Linked DNA regions of Homo sapiens: all the other regions are linked to region 1. Evidence: chromatin contacts called from ENCODE Hi-C or POLR2A ChIA-PET data. All regions are on one chromosome and are shown on one strand. Each heading gives the region's core, a stretch centred on a gene start or an enhancer-like site at or near the end of the contact. The rest is flanking DNA. Distances are from core to core; before and after follow the strand shown.

Region 1 (3,611 bases), core at 708-3,207:
TCAAATCCTAGCTCTGCCACTTACTAGTTGCCTGATCTTAGAGAAGTTAGTTAAATGCTCTGGGCCTAAGTTCCCTCTTTAGGGTTAAATGAGAAGGTTTGTTAAACATGTAGAACTCTGCCTAGAACCTAAAGGAAACCCACAAGTGTTAGGTACCTCCTATATTTTTATTTTTCTGTATATGAAAGGAAATAGTCCTCAAATTTCTCTCATGCAGTACATAGCATGAAAAAATCATCCTGGCCAAAATAAGCAAAGAAAGAGTTTATGAAAGGATATTGGGTGGCTCAAAGAATTGCTGGGGAAGTGAAGAGCCAAGTGTAGAAGAGAGGCTAGAACCCAGAGAGCCTGCAAGACCACAGCCAAAAATCACACCTTGGAGCATCCTGGTGGCTTGACCTCTGCCACAGCTGATCATGTACACTGGATGCTGCTGCTGCCTCAGTGACAAAATCAATTCTCCACTGTCCTTGTTTCTTATATCCACCACTTGCTCCAGAATCAAAAAGCTCTGAGGGAGAGGTCAGCCTGGCTATGCCAGGGGCCCGGGCCTGCATTCCAGCTGGGATGGTCAGGGAGGTGGCTCTAGACTTTCTGGCTTCTGCAGTTGGAATTTCTCAGAATAAGAAGGGAATTGAGATGTCAGGCAGCCATAAAAGACAGCTGCCCAGGGTCTATTCTTCCCATTTCTCACATGTTCACATACATATTCTCCCTGTCTGTGTACACATTCACTCTTAGGTGTGGAGTCTGTCTGCTCCAGGAACTCCCCTCCAGCCTGGCACCACTCTGTTTTCAGATGCTACTTGAGACCTTTCTGCTATGTCTCTTTCCTCTGCCCAGAATGCCCTCGCCTGCCCCCTTTCCACCAGGGATCCTTGAATGGCTCAAATCTTGTGCTTTCTGCAAATGCCAGCTCAGATGTTACCCCTCCTTTATCGTGGTGCCCCCTCCCCACCCACGACTAACTTAGTCCTTCCTCTATGTTCCCAAGGCACTTTCTCTATGTCTCCATTATTGCACTTGCCCCGTTTTACTAGGAATAAGTATCATGTCTTTAATGGTCTGACCTTCCTCCCTTTCCTCGACCCAAGATGAGGCTCCTAAGGGCAGGAAGTCTATCTCATTCCACTTTGTAACCTTAGTTCTTAGCACCTAGTAGAGGCTTCATAAATATATTTCTTAAGCAAATCATACATTTCTCAGTTCTCTCTCAACACATACATTTTGAGACACAAGACAAATCCGTCTGACAAATAGGAATAATCCATGTGAATGCGTGCTGGAATCTATAAAGTGTTGGATGGATTTAAGCCGTTATAATCATTTATCTCATTCTGGTTTTACATATTTTCTGTTAAAGGGCCGGATGCCCTTATTCTACCTCATATTTTAACAGGAAAAAGTAATGACGCGAGATTCCCGCCTACCTTTTTCAATTCTGCGGAGCCTCTTGCCTGGTTCCTTGCACTGTCAAAAAGGAAACCAGACGGAGGGGCGGGGGTACCGCAGAAGCGAACATTCTAGCCTAGAGGACTTGCTAGTTAAGTCCTGTAAGAAGTTACGCCAAGTCCCCGCCGTCCCCCACCCTCGCCGCTGTCACTCTCTCCCCGTTCAGGTTGGCTGTGGCTGCCCGCAGACACAGGCTCCCCTGCTCGAGTCCCCAGCCAGCGTTCTCGCCCGGGTTCCCGAGCGCGGGCGTCCCTGGGAGAAGCCGCGATGGTCGCTCCCCGCTCGGCGCGGCCCGCGGGGCGGCCTCCCCCGCGCCTCTCGCTGCCTGCCACCCAGAGACCCCCTCTCTCCGCGTGGCCTCAATCACTCCACGCTGACCTTTGGGCCGCCGGGGGCCAGCACGTGACCGAGAAACTTTGGCAGTCGCGGCAGCGGGCGGCGGGGCGGAGGCGCGGGAGGCGGTGCGGCGGCCGAGCTCCCCCGCGCGGCGGGCTCTGCGGCGGGGAGACGCTCGCCCCGTGCCGCGCTGCCTGGGCATGCGGATGCGCCGCCGAGCGCTGCGCGGACCCCGGAAGCCCGCGGCAGCGCGCGCTCAGCCGGCGGCGCGATCCAGCCCCCGGCCCCGCCTGCGCGGCCGGCCCGGCGGGCGCTGCGCCCAGGGACGCCCGGTGCCCGCCGCTCCGCCGCCGCCCGCTGCCGCGGGGTGACAGCGATCCTTCTGTTCCAGCCATTTCCCACTTTCCTCACTCCGTAATTCGGCTGGGAAGTTGGGGAAGATGGATAGGGTCTTGCTGAGGTGGATTTCTCTCTTCTGGCTAACAGGTAAGAGTCCTTTTCAACAGAAACGAATAACTTTGTATATTCCTGTAGTGGTTCTGTTCTCACCGCGCCCCCCGCCCCCCCATTTTCCTCCTTACTGACCATGTTTAAAGCTGCTTAGCGGTCTGGTGGAAAGTGGGGGAGGGGGCAACGTGTGTGTTTGTGTATGTGTTTGTGTGTGTGTGTGTGAGAGAGAGAGAGAGAGAATGATGGGGGCGGCGGGGGAGAAGCCCAATGACAAGTGAGACGCATCTAGATGCAGGTGTTTGACTCATTGGCGCTGAGGTTGTTCTTTCGAATGCATTTCCCCTCCATAAAACGGTTCTCCTTCGGTCTTATCCTGAGTTTGTAATGCTGTGAGTCTTGTGAAAAGCCTGGCTGGAATAAAGGAAGCTCAGAGGGAGCTGATTAATTAAATGAACTGGTTTTCTGGAGGTGGAGGCTAGAGGACTGTCTCCTTAATTTCTTCCCTAGAGAAGGAGGGGGACCCAGGGCATTCTCTCTGTGGCTCTCTGGAGGGTGCAAGGAACTGGAGGTTGGGAAGAAGATGGGGATGGAACCTTCACTGGTTGTGGAGTTTAGAGCCTGGCTCTCTCTTACTTGGTATCATTTGGGGAGTGGTCCCAAATGATAATTAGAAAGCAGAAGAGCCTTTCTAATAGGTGCACTCTCCGCTCCCTAAAAGATAATTTGCAGAGAGATTTAGAGGCATTGGGCTTCTCCCCAGCATCAAAGTCACTGGTCTAGCTGGGTCCTCTGTGCCCTCCCCTCCTTTTTGGTGAACTTTCTCCCCATTCTGCTGGGGTCAGTAGATGCTCTTGTTCTTAACCTATTTCCCCACATGAGGATTCCGATTCCCATAGGGATACAGGGCCTTGGGGTGGCCAGCCCTGAGAGATTCACAAAGCAGCCCTGCTGAAGGGAGTAGGATGGGGGTGAGGAATGTCTGGATAGCTTGGACTGGGTCAGAGGCAACCATTCAAATCAAGGTGGAGGCAGAATGATGGAAGAAATGGAAAAAGGGATCAGAAAGGTGAGGACAGGATGGGGGTGGAAGGCAGGAGAGAAAAGGGACAATAGTACCACATGAGAAGTTTTGTCACCTCTAGCATCACCAGCCAGAAGATCTGGACAAAATCAAGGCACTAGGCAAAGGGGAACAAGCTTAAAATAGCTAAAACAAGTCATGTAAAGGGGGTAAAATACATTTAGCAAGAAAAGGCAAATACCCCATTTCCCTTAGCTTCAGAATAAGATTCTTCATTGCCTAAATATTTTTCCCATTTCAAATGAAATGCCCCTAACATTGCCGTTGCCCCACTGCTGGGTTTAGGCTGGGG
Region 2 (3,231 bases), core at 340-2,839, 150 kb before region 1:
TCCAAAGCAGCAACAGGATTTTCTGTCTTCTCTGTTAGAGGCAGGCTGATGCTGTATAGATTCTTCTCTGCACAACTCTAGGGGGCCTCTTCACATCAAAATCAAAATATCAAAATACACTTGGGTTATGGTGAAAATTTTTCCAACAGTAAAATGGTTTGAGGAAGGTAGTGTTTTTCTAATTAGCAGAGTTACCATTTTGATTACCAGCAGGGCTGATTGTGAAGAGGGTCCCTGTTTTTAAAATTTGGAAAGTACAGGCTGGGTGCAGTGGCTCACACCTGTAATCTCAGTACCCTGGGAGGCCGAGGTGGTGGATCACTTGAGATCAGGAGTTTGAGACTGGCCTGGCCAACATGGTAAAACCTTGTCAATACTGAAAATACAAAAATTAGCTGAGCAGTAGTGGTGCGTGCCTGGAATTGCAGCTACTCAGGAGGCTGAGGCCTGAGAATCGCTTGAATCTGGGAGGCGGAGGTAGTGAGCTGAGGTCACATTACTGCATTCCATCCTGGGTGACAGAGTGAGACTCTGTCTCAAAAAAAGGACCTTCAAAAAAAAATTTTTTTTTTAAGAGTACAGCTACTGGGGAGAGCATCAGATTTGAGCAAGCCTGGATTTGAATTCTCTACACTCTCAGTATGTCTTTATATGGCAGGCAATTGTGCTATACCCTCCCAATTCATAATTCCCCCTTTCTTCAGAAGGTATCCCCCTCCACACCTGTATTTGCCCAGAAGCCACCCCACTTGCCACTGCTGATGGAACTCAGGGTACACAAAAAGACCAGTATCTGACAAATTCGCCAGGAAATTTGGAAATGGGACTGAGGCAGGAAATTAGCTAGTTTAATGTCAGGCCTGTGGATGGCCATTTGCTATCTGAAGTAGAGAGAGAAAGAAGAGGGAAACCAAGAGTCCTGAGATCGTCCAGTCCTTGTTCCAGGCCTGCCCGGCGTGCCAGGCTCCTGTCTTTGGCTTCTTTCCTGCATCTTCAGAATTAATGCCTTTGCTGCTTGTGAAGGAGTTTGAGATGGTTTCCACCCACTAGCAACCAAGAGAGTCTTGATTATTACACCGTGCACCATACAAAGTCACCACTTAATCTTCCATAGGTCTCAACTTCCCAGTGTGTACAATGTAAATAACAACACCCCCTCATAGGCTCTTTGTGATTATCATGTAAAACGCCGGCGCCAGGTGTTTCTTTCCCTGTTCTGGTCAAGAACTGACTCCCAAGTCTCCTAAAGCAGAGAAAACCACAGGACCTAAGGCTCAGGGAGTAATTCTAGGGATGCCACGAACTCTCTGTAGTGGAGTAGGAAGGACCCACAAAAGCAACAAGCACAGCAACAATAAGGGCCTTTCGCTGCCTGGCAGGGAGAGTGAGGCTGAATCGGGAGGAGATGCCCGCAGGGCGCACTGGACCCTGCAAGGGATCTGGACACTCAGCGCTCCGACCTACGGTCTCCGGCCGGGGTAGCTGACGCGCTGGCTCCTGGCCAGCATGACCCAGCCCGCCTTGGGTATGCTGCAGGGAAGGCAGCGCCTGGGTTACACCCGCGACAGGAAACTTCCTGCTGAGCCCTCGCGGCTCCTGGCACCGACTCCGCCTCCGCGTTTGGGCTCGTTCTTCCTCCCTCCACCCTCCAAGGCTGGCTATCGCTTCTGGGATGCGTTCCACATTCTGGGATCTGCCTCATCCGCCCTGGGATGCTGCGGGGGACCGCCGGCTCGTGGCCGTGTCCACACGCCTGGAGCTATTGCGAGCGTACCCGCTCCGCCTCGAGGTCTGCCGGTGCGCTCCAGGACCTGCGAGCGAGGTGGGACACACTCCTTACGCCGCAGGCGACCGACAGACCCATTCAATCCCACGTTGGTCAAACGTCCTACATTTTAAAAAGAAGGAGTTTTTTGGCCGGTCGCGGTGGCTTATTGTAATTCCAGCACTTTTGGAGGCCGAGGCGGGCGGATCACCTGAGGTTAGGAGTTCGAGACCACTCTGGCCAATATGGCGAAATCCCCTCTCTACTAAAAATACAAAAATTAGCTGGGCGTGGTAGTGGGAGTCTGTAATCCCAGCTACTCGGGACGCTGAGGCAGAAGAATCGCTTGAACCCAGGAGACAGAGGTTGCAGTGAGCCGTAGATGGCACCATTGCACTCTAGACTGGGCGACAAGAGCGAGACTCCGCCTAAAAAAAAAAAAGGAGTTTTTAAGCATTGAAAAAAGGAGAAAACTGAAAACTGTATATATATGTGAGTGTGTGTATGTGTGTATATATGTATATGTGTATACATGTCTGTATATATACACATACATACCTCTCTCTCTCTCTGTATATATATATATATATATATATATATATATATATATATATATATATATATATATATGTAATTTACACGCACACATACATATACATATTTAAAATATGTGTATTTGGCCAGGCATGGTGGTTCACGCCTGTAATCTCAGCACTTTGGGAGGCCGAGGTGGGAGGATCGCTTGAGCCCAGGAGGTCAAGGCTATAGTGAGCACTCCAGCAGCCTGGGCAACAGAGCTGCATCCTGTCTCTAAAAATAAAAAGTAAAAATAATTAAAAAAAAGAAAATATGTGTGCTTGTATTTTCCCTTAGAAGTTACCCAACCTGGCCATTGGTGGTGACAGGCAATGCCCTTTCCAGGAAATCATTAACAATATTATTATAGCAATGGCTATAATTTTTAAAGCATTTATTGTGCCAGGTGTTGTCCCAAGGGAGTTATTTTATATGCATTTTTAAAACGTTATTCCTCACAGCAACTTTAGGATTTGATATTTTTGTCTTTGTTCTCTGCAGTTCCTAGGGCTAAAGGAAATGGCCCAAGGTCACATTGTATATACAGTGTAGCAAATCCTGGACTCAAACCCAGGTTTCTGGACACCATATCCTCAACTCTTCCCAGCCAGGCTGTCGGCCCCATTGCCTGGGCTCCACCTCTCCTCCCTGAGGCCTGTGACCTCTGCAGACTAGTCTCATGTCACCTTTCACTTGGATATAGCAATAGCAACCCCAAAGCACTACTCTCTACCTTCCCAACTCGGTCTGTTCTCCAAGGTGGAGGGAGGGAGTTTTCCAAAACATAAATCAGATCAAGGTGCCGCTCCAACTTCTTACCCTGGCTTTTAGCTTCCTGTTTGATGGGGAACCTCTGCCACTTCAACCTTCATCCACCATGCTCATCGACA
Region 3 (3,375 bases), core at 194-2,693, 230 kb before region 1:
GGGTACTGGCATCAGCCACACCCAGGATTGATCCCAGGCTTGCCTCTCACTGACTGTTTAACCTCACACGAAGATCTTGAAAGCCCCTGTACACTAGGGTCCTCCCCTGTAAGATGGGGATTGCAGTGCTTTCTTAGTGCTCCCTGTATTGTGTGTACTGATAGGATTTTGTGAGATACTTCTGAGATCTCACCAGAAATACCCACAGAAACCAGTCCTACATGTAGGCAGGGCAAGAGCCAGACACAAAAGCCACACAAGTCAGCATCTTGAGCAAAAGAAATAATAGGGAGAATGCAAACTGAGGTTTATTGAGCTATTATTCTTTTATTTCACTTTAGTTCCACAAATATCATTATTCAGAGATAAAAACCCTAAGTCCTTCCTGCAAGACAATCTGAGTCTACTGAGCATTCACCAGTGTGGGTAAAGTGCACATTGTGAAGTACGTGTAGATCAGGGGAGCTCAGAGCAGATGCATCTAACTCCTAACTCAGACAGGAATCAGTGGCCAGGAGTTGTTCAGAGCCGGGAGGATGAAGGCAAAGGAGGAGCCTTGGACAGCCACTAGCTTTTTGGGTGGGTGACTGGGGATCCCTTAGAAAGACAAGACATACAAGAGGGAGGTCATGGTTGGAGGTGAGGACCTGAAGACTGTTTGAGTGTAGGACCACTGCTTTCAAATAGAGGGGATGTAGGGTACAGGAAAGGGCTAAATGTGCATGACTGAAGCCAGCCCAATTGTCCCTAGAACTGATGTTTATGGTTTCTTTTGAATAAACATAGAAATTCATCCTCCCAGTCTTGAAACTTGGGAAAGTTACATATATATAAACTTCCACTGAAGCACTAAACATTTATTTTATCTGAGTTCCTTTCTCAGAAAACCAAACATCAGCCCTCCCAGATAGTATCAAGGAACTGAAACTTACCAGATCACTGCATCTGGACAGTGAAACACCAGACCCCTCACCTGTCATGAGTGCCTAGCCAGCCACCTGCTTCCTGTTGACCAACTCCTCTTCCTTACCCCTCACTAATTCTTGTTTTCCCATACGTGGTTATAGTTCTTCCCTGCTATATAAACTTCTAATTTTAGTTAGTCAGGGAGATAGATTTGAGACCAATCACCCATTGCCTTGGCTGCAGCACCTAATTAAAGACTTCTTCCCTAGTCATACTCATTGTCTCAGTGATTGGCTTTCTGTGTGGCAAGCAGAAGGACCTAGAGTGAACCCCTGGCATTTCAGTAACATTACCTCAGTTAAATCTTATGCCATTCTTGGGAAGTGCTATGGTTAGGATATGGTTTGTTTGTCTTCACCAAATCTCATGTTGAAATTTGATTCCCCCGTGTGTCTGTGTTGAGAAGTAGGGTGTGGTGGGAGGTGTTTGGGTCATGGGGACAGGTCCTTCCTGAATATCTTGGTGCTGTCCTTGTGGCAGTGAGTGATTTCTTGCTCTGGTGAGACTGGTTTAGTTCTCACAGGAATGGATTAGTTCCCCCAAGAGTAGGTTTCTATAAATCCAGGATGCCCCTCTGGTCTGGTCCCTCTTCATGCTTGCTTCCCCTTTGACCTTCTCCTCCATGTTTCAATGCAGCACAAAAGCTCCACCAGAGGACAGTCTGGAGCCAAAAAAAAAAAAAAAAACCACGAGCTAAATAAACCTTTTTCCTTTATAAATTACCCAGCCCCGGGTATTCTGTTATAGCAATGCAAAACAGATTAAGACAGGAAGGAAGCATTATTTCCAATGCATAATGGTCAGAAGGGCTGAGGTTCAGAGAAATTTAGTAACTTACCCGAAGTTGCTCAGGCACTGAAATTTGAATGTGGAACCACCTTACATCAGCTTTTCTCACTAAGGAAAGCTGCTCTGACTCAAGAGAAAGAAAACCTAGTGTTTCTCATTGCCAGATAGTTCTGATTGCTACTTACTTTCTCATCTATTTCATATTATGATAATGTTTTCCTGGAATTGGATGATATAATACTAGAAATTGGAGATGTTTATTCACTACAAAGATTATATATGCAGGCTTCCTGTCATAATCAAGGGAAGTTGCTCACATCATTTACGATTTCCAGTCTTCTCTGTATATGATAATGCTTATTTTAGGAAATCTGTTTTTACTAAGCCTGCTGATCTTCAAAAGGAAAACAGGCAGAGGCGAGGACTGTGATATACTCTTTTGATATTTATCGAGTCTAGAGTCCACCTTAAATTAGTTTGCTGGGAAGCATTACATGTGATGAATGGTATAGTATTTAAATGATGCTGTGGATGTTTTTCCCTAATAATAAAGAAAATTACTCTAACACAACTATTTTGTTTCATTTCTTCATACAAAATTCATGTTTGAATTCCATCTTGGCCCTAAAATTTTAAATTTCCATAACAAGTTTTATACATTATTAAATTTTATACACCACTGCATTATGCTTTTGAAACTGATTGTACAATCTAATTAATTCAGAATATTAACTACAATTTCCATAAAATGAATAAGATAATGTTGATCTGGGTGAGATAGAGGGCTACAATAATCTTTTCCCCTCTCCCCAGCATCCCAATTGTGTACATATATTAAAAACCACTTCTCTGAAAGTCCCCAGTCCAATAACTGCAATGTGGAGGAACACAGCCAAGACCAAAAGTAAATTTAAAATACTTCCAAATAGACAAAATAACTGCTTTAAAAACTCGCACTTCATTCCTAGGCAAACCCTTCCAACCCTTTGTCAGAAGTTAGAACTCCATCTTTTTTAAGCCAGGATTTTCACATGAGTCATGCAATTTCTATATCCAAAGCAGATTAAAGATGAAATTAAAAGGTTAATGAGGGTAAAGTGGATGCCTAGAAACTGTCTCCCTGAGAAAAGCAAGTGTCTCTTGACAGTCTAATAACAATGGAGAGAGCAAACCTACCAAAAGTGGATACAAGAGTTCAGAGAGCATGGCAGGCTAGGGACTATTTATCTTAAGAGAAAATAGCCCTAGGTATGTCATCAGATCCTCAGGGCCTTGCCATACTAGAATACAAAAAGTCATCAGTGCTCACAATGACTTGGAATCATTAAATTCATTTTCCCCTCTGAGAAGCAAGCAAAGTGTACAGTATACTTTGGCAGACTTTCCATTAAAAACATTAAAATGTTTTAAATCTTAAAGAGCTGTTTCAATTATTTGGAAAATTGACTTACTGGAATATCACATTTCCTCATAATGTGAAATAAGTGAGGTGTCATTATGTATTATAATTTAATCCTCTTTCTTCTGTTAAAAAATAATCCATATAAACCACATTGTATCAGATATTCCAGATGTCTCAAGACCTCACTAGCCTCTGAATACAAATGGGTTCAAATTTTC

Evidence for each region. Hi-C counts contacts between places; a loop is a spot of excess contacts on that map. ChIA-PET counts read pairs that join two places held with the same protein, here RNA polymerase II (POLR2A). Pooled maps may share reads with other maps.
Region 2: a map of naive thymus-derived CD4-positive, alpha-beta T cell shows a loop between it and region 1 (7-fold over the local background). The contact joins the enhancer-like site here to the promoter of ILDR2 in region 1. A Hi-C loop is called at or near these places in 1 of 168 maps with a recorded cell type or tissue (naive thymus-derived CD4-positive, alpha-beta T cell) and 7 of 50 pooled maps. POLR2A ChIA-PET finds 5 or more read pairs at or near these places in 3 of 52 experiments (CD8-positive, alpha-beta memory T cell, activated CD4-positive, alpha-beta T cell and activated CD8-positive, alpha-beta T cell).
Region 3: a map with no recorded cell type shows a loop between it and region 1 (3-fold over the local background). The contact joins the enhancer-like site here to the promoter of ILDR2 in region 1. A Hi-C loop is called at or near these places in 1 of 37 single-sample maps with no recorded cell type. POLR2A ChIA-PET finds 5 or more read pairs at or near these places in 2 of 52 experiments (HEK293 and T-cell).

Annotation. Positions count from the first base shown.
Region 1 is chr1:166,973,886-166,977,496 of GRCh38, reverse strand. It overlaps ILDR2 (immunoglobulin like domain containing receptor 2), which reads left to right and starts at 1,957. Exons shown (of 10, transcript NM_199351.3): 1 at 1,957-2,274. The coding sequence starts at 2,229. It also overlaps a transcript of MAEL not described here. RefSeq lists silencers at 1,538-1,587, 1,708-1,997, 2,058-2,107.
Region 2 is chr1:167,119,994-167,123,224 of GRCh38, reverse strand. The region is part of intron 5 of STYXL2 (serine/threonine/tyrosine interacting like 2); the gene reads right to left. Among named protein-coding and RNA genes, the nearest start is that of STYXL2, 28 kb to the right of the region's middle. RefSeq lists an enhancer at 1,073-1,643. Within about 2 kb of position 1,589, at least 9 of the 41 ENCODE cell types and tissues checked have a DNase peak (open chromatin) inside an H3K27ac peak, as active enhancers do.
Region 3 is chr1:167,206,824-167,210,198 of GRCh38, reverse strand. No RefSeq gene overlaps it. Among named protein-coding and RNA genes, the nearest start is that of POU2F1-DT, 12 kb to the left of the region's middle. Within about 2 kb of position 1,443, at least 4 of the 41 ENCODE cell types and tissues checked have a DNase peak (open chromatin) inside an H3K27ac peak, as active enhancers do.